Regions from separate parts of the Homo sapiens genome. Here region 2 is linked to region 1. A link is an interaction called in ENCODE POLR2A ChIA-PET data of the cell type or tissue named here. Cell type or tissue: Panc1. All regions are shown on one strand. Each heading gives the region's core, and the rest is flanking DNA. Links, peaks and the distances in the headings are about the cores only.

Region 1 (5,504 bases), core at 211-5,210:
ACCTTGTTAGCCAGGATGTTCTCGATCTCCTGACCTCGTGATCCGCCTGCCTCGGCCTCCCATAGTGCTGGGATTACAAGCGTGAGCCACCACGTCCAGCCAAAAATGATTATTAGAATGATTGTTCTGAAATACCCTTTGCATGACTCCTTTGTGATATTCATCAAATATTTCTTGCTCTCCACCCTCCAGACACATGGTAGGGTTGCAGTTTTCTACTCCACTGCCATTGACCTTTGGGTGTGGCCCTATGACTTACTTTGCCTCCTAAAATGTAATAGGACAGAATAGAAACTTTAAGTCAGAGGGCAGAGTCCCCACTGAATGAATGGGTGGCAAGAAATAAACCATCAATGAATGGGTGGCAAGAAATAAACCATCAATGAATGGAAAGCAAGAAATAAACCTTCTTGTTAGAAGCCACCCTACGCATTCACACTTCATGGTTTCATTTAATCCTCACAGAAGTCCTATGAGGTAGGTATTATTCCAGTGTCCCAAAAAAGGAAATCGGGGTTTATTCACAGCCAACATAACTCTGGAGCTGTGTCCTTCAACAGCATGGCCACCAGCCCCAGGCAGCAATCAAGCATTTGAAATGTGGCTGGTCCAATAAAACACATACCAGATTCAAAACTGGCATGAAAGAGGAATGTAAAAATCTCATTAATAGTTTATATTTTACCTGCTCTTGGTTGTTGAAAAAAATAGTTTCTATTAATTACACGACGAAATAATATTTTAGAGACACTGGGTGAGTTAAATAAAATATGATCTTAAAATTAATTTTGCTTGTTTATTTTTATCTTTTAGAACAGAGCTACTAAAAATGGAAAAGTACATAGGCAGCTTGCATTTGTAATCTGTGCTATATTTCTCTTGGACAGCACTGGTTTACTGGTTATAGATTGAGGAAGCAAAGATAGTTGCTCTGAATGTAAATTCAGGGCTCTTTGGAGCATGTATTCCTCCCCTCTCAAAGGGAACTTATCTGGTGGTGGTGATTTGACTGGCTGCTCATCTAAATGTATTTATTCATGGATTCATACAACACATATTTATTGTGCAGTTACTGTATACAAAGCTCTGCAGGAGGTGGTATGATTGTGCTCTACCCTGAACTCACAGTCCTGCCGAGGACAAAAGTTTTGTGGGTGAAGAGCTGATAAATGGCCAAGTTTGAAGGTAAATGAGATGCTAATAGGAATGCTGTTCAGGAAAGGGAAGTCTGACCTGGCTTGGAGTAGTGAAAATAAAAAACCTATCTGAAGACCATACTGCCCCAGCTTTAAATGCAATTTGCTCCTTGAACTTTCCCAAAAATACTCACAATTCATGTAATCTCAGCAAGTCTATACATTAACCCACTTCTACTCTCTACTTGTTACTTTAAAAAGAACTCAGTCACTCTGGATGCAAGTGTTTACCATGTGGGGAAAAACACTAAGGAATTCAGCTTCATTTTGTCCCAATTAGGCTTATTGAAATAACAACATCAATGCCATTATCTCAGAGGTGAAAATAACTGGACAATTCCACTATTTATTCTTCAATGATTAATTAATAAAAGGAAAATTATATCTAAAATGTCAGCTGATGAACCAGTATCACATTTTCATTTCTAATGGTTCAAAGCTCATGTCAAACCCTTTGATTTTCTTTTCTTTTCTTTTTTATTTTTTGAAATAGGGTCTTGTTCTGTCACCCAGGCTGGAGTGCAGGGGCATGATCACTGCTCACCCCAACGTCAACCTCCTGGATTCAACTGATCCTCCCAATTGAATGATTGTTCTGAAATACCCTCTGCAGGACTCCTTTGTGATATTCATCAAATATTTCTTGCTCTCCACCCTCCAGACACATGGTAGGGTTGCACTTCATTACTCCACTCACATTGACTTTTAGGTGTGGCCCTATGACTTACTTTGCCTCCCAAAGTGTAATAGGACAAAATAGAAACCTGAAGTCAGAGAGCAGAGTTCCCACTCTGAGTAGCTGGGACCACAGGCGCAGCTAATTTTTTATTTTTTTGGAAAGATGGAGTCTCACTGTGTTGCCCAGAATGGTCCCAAACTCCTGGGCTCAAAGAATCCTCCCACCTTGGCCTCTCAAAATGCTGGGACAAGCGTGAGCCACCACGCCTCACCAAACCCTTTGCTTTTCATGTAATCTTTTAACTAAATCTTGTGGATAATGAGCAATTTTCTTTCTTTCTTTTTCCTTCCTTCCTGCCTTTCTTTCTTTCTTTCTTTCTTTCTTTCTTTCTTTCTTTCTTTCTTTTTCTTTCTTTCTTTCTTTCTTTCTTTCTTTCCTTCTGTCTTTCTCTCTTTCTTTCCTTCTTTCTTCTTTCTTTTCTTTTCTTTTAAAGATGTATTAGTCTGTTTGTGTTGCTATAAAGGAATGTATGAGACTGAGTAATTTATAAAGAAAAGAGGTTTATTTTGGCTCACAGTCCTGCAGCCTGTACAGGAAGGATGGTGCTGGCCTCTGCTTTTGGTGAGGGCTCCAGGGAGCTTACAATCATGGCGGAAGGTGAAGGGGAAGCTGCTGTATCACATGGTGAGAGAGGAAGCAAGAGAGAGAAGCAGGAGGTCCCAGACTCTTAAACAACCAGATCTCGTGTGAACTAAGAACTCACTCATCACCAAGGGGATGGCACTAAGTCATTCATGAGGGACCCATCTCCATCATCCAATACCTCCCACTAGACTCCACTTTCAACATGAGATTTGGAAGGGATAGACATCCAAACCACATCACAGCTTTTTTTTTGAGACAGAGTCTCTCACTATCACCCAGGCTGGAGTATGGAGTGCAGTGGTATGATCTCAGCTCACTGCAGCCTCCTGAGTTCAAGCAATTCTCCTGCCTCAGCCTCCCAAGTAGCTGGGATTACAGGTGCCGGCCACCACGCCCGGCTAATTTTTGTATTTTTAGTAGAGATGGGGTTTCGCCATGTTGGCCAGGCTGGTCTCAAACTCCTGACCTCAGGTGATCCCCCCGGCCTCAGCCTCCCAGAGTGCTGGGATTACAGGCATGAGCCACCATGCCTGGCCTTCAAAGCACTTTTTTAGGATGTTCTTTATCTTTTATATCTCTCTGCCAGTGATTTTCATGGTGTGATATATAGTCAACCCCACATCAGATCACCTGGAATCATTGTCGATATTGGGTACAACTTGCCTCACCCCAGAATTTCAAGGAGTGTGACCTGCGAGTCTGTATTTTTACCAGGTAATTCCTATGTTTGTTAAAGTTGGAGAAGCATTGCTGTTAGTCCAGGAAACAAACAAGTTGGTCTCTTAGATTCTCCCTGACAAGATCAAAGGGCAGTAGAAGTAAAGACTAGAAAATATTTTGAAAGTCCTCCAACAGTCAAGGGGAGTGGAAAGGATTATTCATAACCCTTTGGTGCCAAGAAATCTGGAACTTCTAAAGCTATGGGCTAATGCATCTTGCATTAGCAATTTGGCATGCAGGAAATCCCCCCACCCAGAGTGCCAGGGGCACAGGGAGTCTTGGCATCCCTTAAATAAAACAAAGTTGGGATTTTCAATTTACCCAAGGCTTCTGATTTCCTACTTTGTGGTCTGAAAGAAAACAAAATGACTATATTCTTTTCCCAAGGTTGGCGATTATATGTGATAATTTTTCTTAATGGCATAAATGAAACTGTGGCTTGAGGGGAAGTAATGAACAAATGGTTCAGGAAAACGGAATTGGGAAAATCCTGTTCCTTGGTGAGAACAGATCAGCCTCTTAGGTGTCGATACAGCCTTTCACTTGCTGCAGCACAGCACAGTCTAGTGTTCTTGGAGGGTTCAGACCTCCTTTGGGATCCAGATGTAGTTTGGATTATCTTTAAATTGGGGCATTGGTTGGATCTAAATACTTCCTTTTTAGCTTTTTGTTTTGAATTACTTTTAGACTTTCGAGAAGTTGTAAAAATAGTACAGTGTGTTCCCATCACCCTGCTTCCCACATTGATAACATCTTACATAGCCACAGCATATTTTCAAAACCAAGAATTTGAAATATGTGCAATATTATTACCTACACCACAGACTTGGTCCCTGTTATAGTCTGAATGTTTGTGTCACCCCCAAAATTCATATGTTGAAATCTTTCTCCAATGCATTAGTGTGAATAGGTGGGACATTTATGAGTTGATTAGGTCATGAAGGTAGAGCCCTCATGAATGGGATTAGTGCCTTATAAAAGCGGTCCTTTGTTCCCCTCTTTCATCATGTAAGGACACAGCAAGAAGGCCTGAGGAACGGCCCTTACCCAACAGTGAATCTGTTCGCACGTTGATCTTGGACTCCTCAGCCTCTAGGACTGTAGGAAATAGATTTATGTTATTTATAAGATATTTTGTTATAGCAGCCAAAATGGACTAAGGCAGCCACGTTTGTGTAGCATGTAGGCAAGATGTCTCAGGAGCAACCTTAGGAAGCATCTTATGATACATATTGGACATGTGCACAACACACATAGAACACTAGTTTGGTTGCAGACTCCACTGGTGTTTTGTTTCATAAGAGCAGCCACAGTGCCCTGTGGAAGGTGGCACCATCTTCTTTTCCATAAACATTAGCCATGCCATCTACTATGAATGACAGAGATTTTTCAGTTCAAGTTTCTGAGGACTGCAAACAAGTATCAAAGAGCCAGATGTTTCTTTGCATTAAACCAGTTTTATTACTCGCCTTTTGTCTTATACACTTAATAAATACAATTTTCTACATTTCTATGGTGCTTTAAATTTGCAAAACCATATATCTTAGTTTATTTATCCCTTGCAATCAGCCCAGAAAATTATGGTCCATACTATAATTTGTATTTTATATGTGAGGAAACTGAGTCTTACAGAGGTTAAAAGACTTGGGCCCCAGCCTCCCATTCTGGTAATTACCTCATTACGATGCCTCTTTTATTGTTCCTACTCTCCAAATATTTGGTTGTTATTTATTATACATATCACTTTAATGAATGAAATGATTCTATAAGGTTTACTGTAAAAAAAAAGAGCAGTCCCTTGCACTGCCCTTTCTTTCTAGTTCTGATTGTCCAATGTCCAGAAATGTCTTAGTCTATTTTGTGTTGTAATATTCGAATACCACAGACTGTGTATTTTTTTTTTTTTTTTTTTTGAGACAGAGTTTCGCTTTTGTTGCCCAGGCTGGAGTGCAATGATGCGATCTCGGCTCACTGCAACCTCCATCTCCCAGGTTCAAGTGATTCTCCTGCCTCAGCCTCCTGAGTAGCTGGGATTACAGGCACGCACCACCACACCCAGCTAATTTTGTATTTTTAGTAGAGATAGGGTTTCTCCATGTTGGCCAGGCTGGTCTCAACCTCCCGACCTCAGGTGATCCACCCGTCTCAGCCTCCCAAAGTGCTGGGATTACAGGTGTAAGCCACCGCGCCCAGCCTCGACTGTGTAATTTTTAATGAACAGAAATTTATTGGCGCACAGTTCTGGAGGCTGAAAGTCCAATATC
Region 2 (5,504 bases), core at 273-5,272, 170 kb before region 1:
ATCTCAGTGATCACTGTTCTTCATTGTCTGATATCAAATGTCTTGGAAACAGTTGTTTCATATATTTTGCCAGGTTTTTAGTTGTTTCAGATAATATAGTAAGTTCAGTCATTCTTACTCCATCATTGCCATGCACAGAAGTCGTCCATATAGGTTTTATCTGGCCTATATGTAAGTAAGGCAAGCCCTGTTATTTAGCACTACTCTCTGGCTTTGAAGGTCTTGGAATGTATTGGAAAAATATTGGAGTCATGGGGCCGGATGAGGTGGCTCACACCTGTAATCCCAGCACTTTGGGAGGCCGAGGTGGGTGGATCACGAGGTCAGGAGATCGAGACCATCCTGGCTAACAGGGTGAAACCCCGTCTAAAAATACAAAAAAATAGCCAGGCGTGGTGGTGGGCGCCTGTAGTCCCATCTAAGGGGGAGGCTGAGGCAGGAGAATGGCGTGAACGCGGGAGGCGGAGCTTGCAGTGAGCCGAGATCACACCACTCCACTCCAGCCTGGGTGACAAAGCGAGACTCCGTCTCAAAAAAAAAAAAAAAAAAAAAATTGGAGTCATGGGAACAAAAGAGTATTCTAGTTTAGAGATCCAGATTGAAAGTCGCTTTACCTCTCTGTCTCTAAAATTTGGGAGTTGACTACTATTAACAACAATAACATTTTTTGGTGTAAGTTCTCTGATTCAACACCATCAGTGTTTCCTCAACTTTAGGGTTGTGTTACATATAGATAGAGACTCCTAGTTGAAGTTTAGGACCTATGTCCTGGATTTTGCCTTTCTGCTTATTACTATAGTTCCCAGGTAGCTATATTGCTGTCATAATCTCCACTTCAGAAACAAGAGATAAGTGTGAATAAGTGTGTGGTACAGGTTCTGGCTTCCTGCCTCCATTCCAACTCGGCTACGTTTCCTAAAGTGAGATATTTCTGATGTAATTTGTAATAATTTATAAAGCAATCATCGCCCATCTTCACAACTGAAAGTGTTAAGGGGAGGCAGAAACTTTGCAATTGTATACTCCTTAGTTCCTTACTGACAGTGTCAAACTGACAAGTGACAACTGTCATTCTTGGGGGTATGCAAAGAAGCTACTGGTCTCATAACAATGTTCTGGAAAGCGAATTCCAGGATGTTATTTTTCTGGTGTATGTATACTTAATATTTTCATCTGTGCCTTTACAAATGATTTATCCACTGTCTGAAATCTTTAGAGATCATCCAAGTGGAATTCAGTGTTGCTGCGAGAACTCTTTTCCTTCAGCATCCAGAAAATCAGAAGAGAACACTTTTCCTAGAAAAAGGGATGGCAAACTACTCTGTGGCCTCTTTTTCTGCCTCATCAACTCTCCAGCCTTATCAATTTTTAATAAACAGGTGAAATTGACTAATAGTGAATGTCTAGAGCAAGCTTTGTGTGTTCAGAGGTGTGTATACCTAAAGGGAAAGCCAGGATCTTTTCATTTACATCAGTGGGGTGGAAATGGGAGCAGATGCGTATTTTGATGATTTGCATAAAAGTTTCTGCTCTTTCTGATCTTCTGTTGGTGGAGCAACCTCCTTCTCTCCTAGTATACCTTTTATACATTACACATAACATTTAGACCTCCAGGACATACTTAATGTGAAAGAGAAAAAATGCTGGCATTAAATATGCCTGTGAATGGCACCTACCATTCCAGTAGATCTGTGAATGCACAGACTGAGTCAGAGGTGTTGAAGGAAAGCCCCGGTGACATATTATGAGAGCCACTCCTCGTCTCTAGAAACAAATGCCTCAGTGAATAGGACTGTTACCCCTTTTTTTTTTTCCACCAATATTGCCTCTGTTTCCATTTGCATTTCCAGAAGTGACCCAATTCTGAGTTTTTAAAATCTTCCTTGCTTCACACATCAAAGCTCACAGCCTTCGTAACTGGGTGGAACAAGCAAGTGGAAAGGTAGCATTGTTTTCTCTTATAGCACAATGTCAGCTACTATAAAAGATCTCTTTTGATCGCAAGGGACTTAAATATGTAAACTTTAGGGCTTGTAGTGATTTGTGCCTTTTCAACTAAGCAGGATATTAAAACATAAAGCCAAAATTGAGGCAACATCTGACAGCCAGTTCAGGGACCACAGACTTGGAAAGACCTTTGGCAATCAAAAAACATTGCTTCTTTGTCAACCCAGGAGCTTTGGATCAGTCCCCACTCTTCAAAGTTTCCTTGGAGTACCTCACAGCCCAGTACCCACCCTTGAAATTGCACTTGAAAAGTAATCTCTTTTCTTTGCCAAGTTAACAATATCATGACCTAGCCAAATAGTTCCTTACTGTACACCTGAGTTTTAAAGGCGTGGCATTCAGGCGTTTCAAATTTCAAAAGCCTGAAACTTGGCATAACTCCTGATAAGCCTCACAGCTTCCTTTTTTCTTTTCTTTTCCTTTTCTTTCCCTTCTTCTTTCTTTCTGCCATCCCTCCCTCCTTCTCTTTCTCTCTCTCTTTCTTCCTTTTTATGTATTTTTCAAAATAACTTAGTGTGCAGAAAGAAAACCATCGGACTTACAAGCCTACAGCCTCCATTTGACAAGACTCAGTAAAACATAATTGTTAGTGAGACTGCTCATGCTTTGTTAGTTACCTCGGGTCAGTAGCCAAGGAGTGACCTAACCTTCCAGTTGCGGAGGTAAAGCAGTTCCTTCTGGGGGCACATTCAGTTCAAGGATGTTTTGTTGAGACTCCTAACCAGGGTTCCTATAGTGACAGCCCATCAAAGGTATTAGCACCTGCCCAGCTGGTGCTAAAAAGAGGCTGGCAGCATGCTGGGCCCTCTCAGAAGTTACCAGATGACAACACGTCCACTCTCATTATTTTCTATTTCCTCCCTTTATTTTATTTGAGAAAAACATCACAATTATTTGGGGTAGAGAAAATTTTTTTATAGAAAGCCTATCCTATTTTCCTTTACTTTAAAGACATCTTCAAGCATGATGTATTTAAGCAAAGGAATGATGAACATAGAGGATTTGAAATAACAGATGGATGTTTGTCTTGAGATAGTTTTAAAATCTGGTGATAGGACAGTGCTAACCGTATATAAATGGAGGGTAGGAGGGTTCCTCCCACCTGAATTTTTGCACAAGGGATGCTTATGCCTGCGCCCTCCCATGCATGATTCTAATTTGGAAGCTGATCCAAATTAGTAAACCTAAGTAAACCTCTTTTGGGGGAGCTTGAATTTTTTTTTTTTTTTTTTTTTTTTTTTTTGACACAGGGCCTCACTCTGTTGCCCAAACTGGAGTGCAGTGGTGCAATCTCGGCTTACTGCAGCCTCTGCCTCCCGGGTTCTTCAAGCCATTCTCGTGCCTTAGCCTCCCGAGTAGCTGGGACTATAGCCACGTACCACCATGTCAGGCTAATTTTTGTATTTTTAGTGGAGACGGGATTTTGCCATGTTGCCCAGGCTGGTCTCGAACTCCTGGCCTCAAGTGATCTGCCCGCCTTGGCTTCCCGAAGTGCTGGGACTACAGACGTGAGCCACTGCACCCAGCCAAGCTTGAATTCTTGATCTCGGTCTCCTCACGCCCGTGCCTTATTTTGATCTGTCTTTTATTTTATGTAATGAGACATCTTGGTTTTTACATCAGTGAAAGGGTGCCATTTCATAAAATACCAAGATGGTTGCACTTTCTAGGAGTAGCATTTCAGATCCCACATATATTCAGCCTTGACAGAAGGCTTAGTTTAAAATGTCTAAAGGCATGTACAAAGAAAGAAAGAATAGCAGAGTGCTAGCATTGCTCTCTTTGAAACTGGACTTAGCCTTGAAAAGCAGCCATTATGTGAATGAGAGGGATAAAGACGCTAAGCAGAGGCCAGGGGATTCTATGATGGAAAGACTAAGCTACTCTCCTAAAAATAAGTTCATGACTTGAGTCTCATCAGTTGAGTGTCTTGTAGTTCCAAAGCATGGATGTCATAAAGATAATGACTGTGCTTAGTTTTTGTGCACAATTTCTTTTGTTTAACTGCAACTCTATCAGACAGGGGGACAAGAATGGAACCTCTTCAGTTTACCCATATATGTTTTGATTTGTAACTTGCTGTACAGAAAAGTTGTAGGAAGTGGGAGAGGGTAGAAACTCCTCTAGTTAGAAATATAAACTTGTTTCATAGAAGGAACATAAAGCAACAGCAGAAGTGAATGCTAACAAGTGACTTTCTTCTGGCTATTCAGAACAGACAGAGTATTGTGTTCCATACTGGTTGATCCAGTCTTTGCTTTCATGGTTTTCTGCTTCTTGGGCCAGAATATTGGCCAGCATTTTTCAGAAGTTGTAATTATTACACACTGTGCCTGCAGGGGCATGAAGAGCCAAGGAAGCTTCAAGATTGAAAACTGTGGGTTGGGAAACAGCAAGCCACTGGGTTCAGCTTTTGGGTTGATATCATCAACGAGGAACTGATCAATTCTTTCAAAAAATAAAGAAATTAATCTAGGGACCTCATTTTGTGTTCCTATCAAAATTGCAGAAAAACAATAACAACTTGACTGCACTCTTCACCCAAAAGGAACTTTGCTTATGAAAGACATAAATCATTTTGTAGAGCAGAACATTCTTTGAAAGCTCTGAGTAGAAGAAAGCACTTGCTTAAGGAACTTAATTGATAGAAACTAGCAGGTTGGACAGGGCTGCCTGAGTTCAAAGGCGCCGCTTTTAATCCCAAACCATTTTAATTTTACTTAACTTTTCTTTCTGAGTGACTACACTGCAAACTGCAAACTTCTATTAATCTACTGCCAAGTAATTTTTCTAAGAAGGTGGATCCTTTGCAAGATCCATAGCCAGGAGATGGCTGTTAGGAATGCGGGTAGTACAGTTCTGTGTAGATAAAAACAGAGGCACAGGAAAGTAGGTCATTCTGTTTTATATGTGGAACAGATTCTGGCTGTGGCAGTTTGCTCTGATTGAAAACAATGAGGGACTAGTACTTCTTTAAGTTTGGAAATGTAATGCCTCTGGCAATACAGGATCTTGGAGCGTGGAGGCTAATGTTTTCATAGTTGGGATTTCATGTTAGCAGAACAGCCAAAATGTCAACTGTTTGCAAGGAGAGTCATCCAATTCACACATATGCAGCTGGAGAGAAAGCTTAGCTTCAGATGACAGTTAACATTTTGGGGATGAACGGGAAGAATGCAGAAATAGCCTACTGCAGCCAAGAAATGAGTGGTTGTTGGAAGAACCACTTTCGCAAAATTGTTCTTTCTTTCATTGCTAGCACAAGAGACTTGTAACATTGCATTCAGATTTTCACACTATGTGATTTTTTTTTTCTTTTTCTTTCTTTTTTTTTTTTGGCTCATTTGAGAGTTAAGAGCTTACAAAAGTGACTGGGTTGGATAACTTCATCAGAATTGATTTTTTGAAAACAGCAAATGGGTCAACTTTGGCTAGTTTATCTTCGTAAAATGGATGGCCAGAATCACAACGTATTTGGTCATTTTGGCCATCTTAAT

The links. Peaks named below come from ENCODE experiments on the same cell type or tissue, not always from the same donor. Only the 100,000 strongest peaks of a DNase experiment are listed, where the experiment ranks them.
Region 2: POLR2A ChIA-PET joins it to region 1 with 17 read pairs; 4 of 35 experiments call an interaction of 5 or more read pairs at or near these places.

What each region holds. Positions count from the first base shown.
Region 1 is chr18:3,366,291-3,371,794 of GRCh38, reverse strand. No RefSeq gene overlaps it. Among named protein-coding and RNA genes, the nearest start is that of LINC01895, 18 kb to the right of the region's middle. In Panc1, for the core only: no CTCF peak of the experiment used is centred there; no DNase peak of the experiment used is centred there; H3K27ac peaks cover 2,940 bases.
Region 2 is chr18:3,538,216-3,543,719 of GRCh38, reverse strand. All of the region lies in intron 9 of DLGAP1 (DLG associated protein 1), which reads left to right. Among named protein-coding and RNA genes, the nearest start is that of DLGAP1-AS1, 53 kb to the left of the region's middle. In Panc1, for the core only: no CTCF peak of the experiment used is centred there; no DNase peak of the experiment used is centred there; H3K27ac peaks cover 4,081 bases.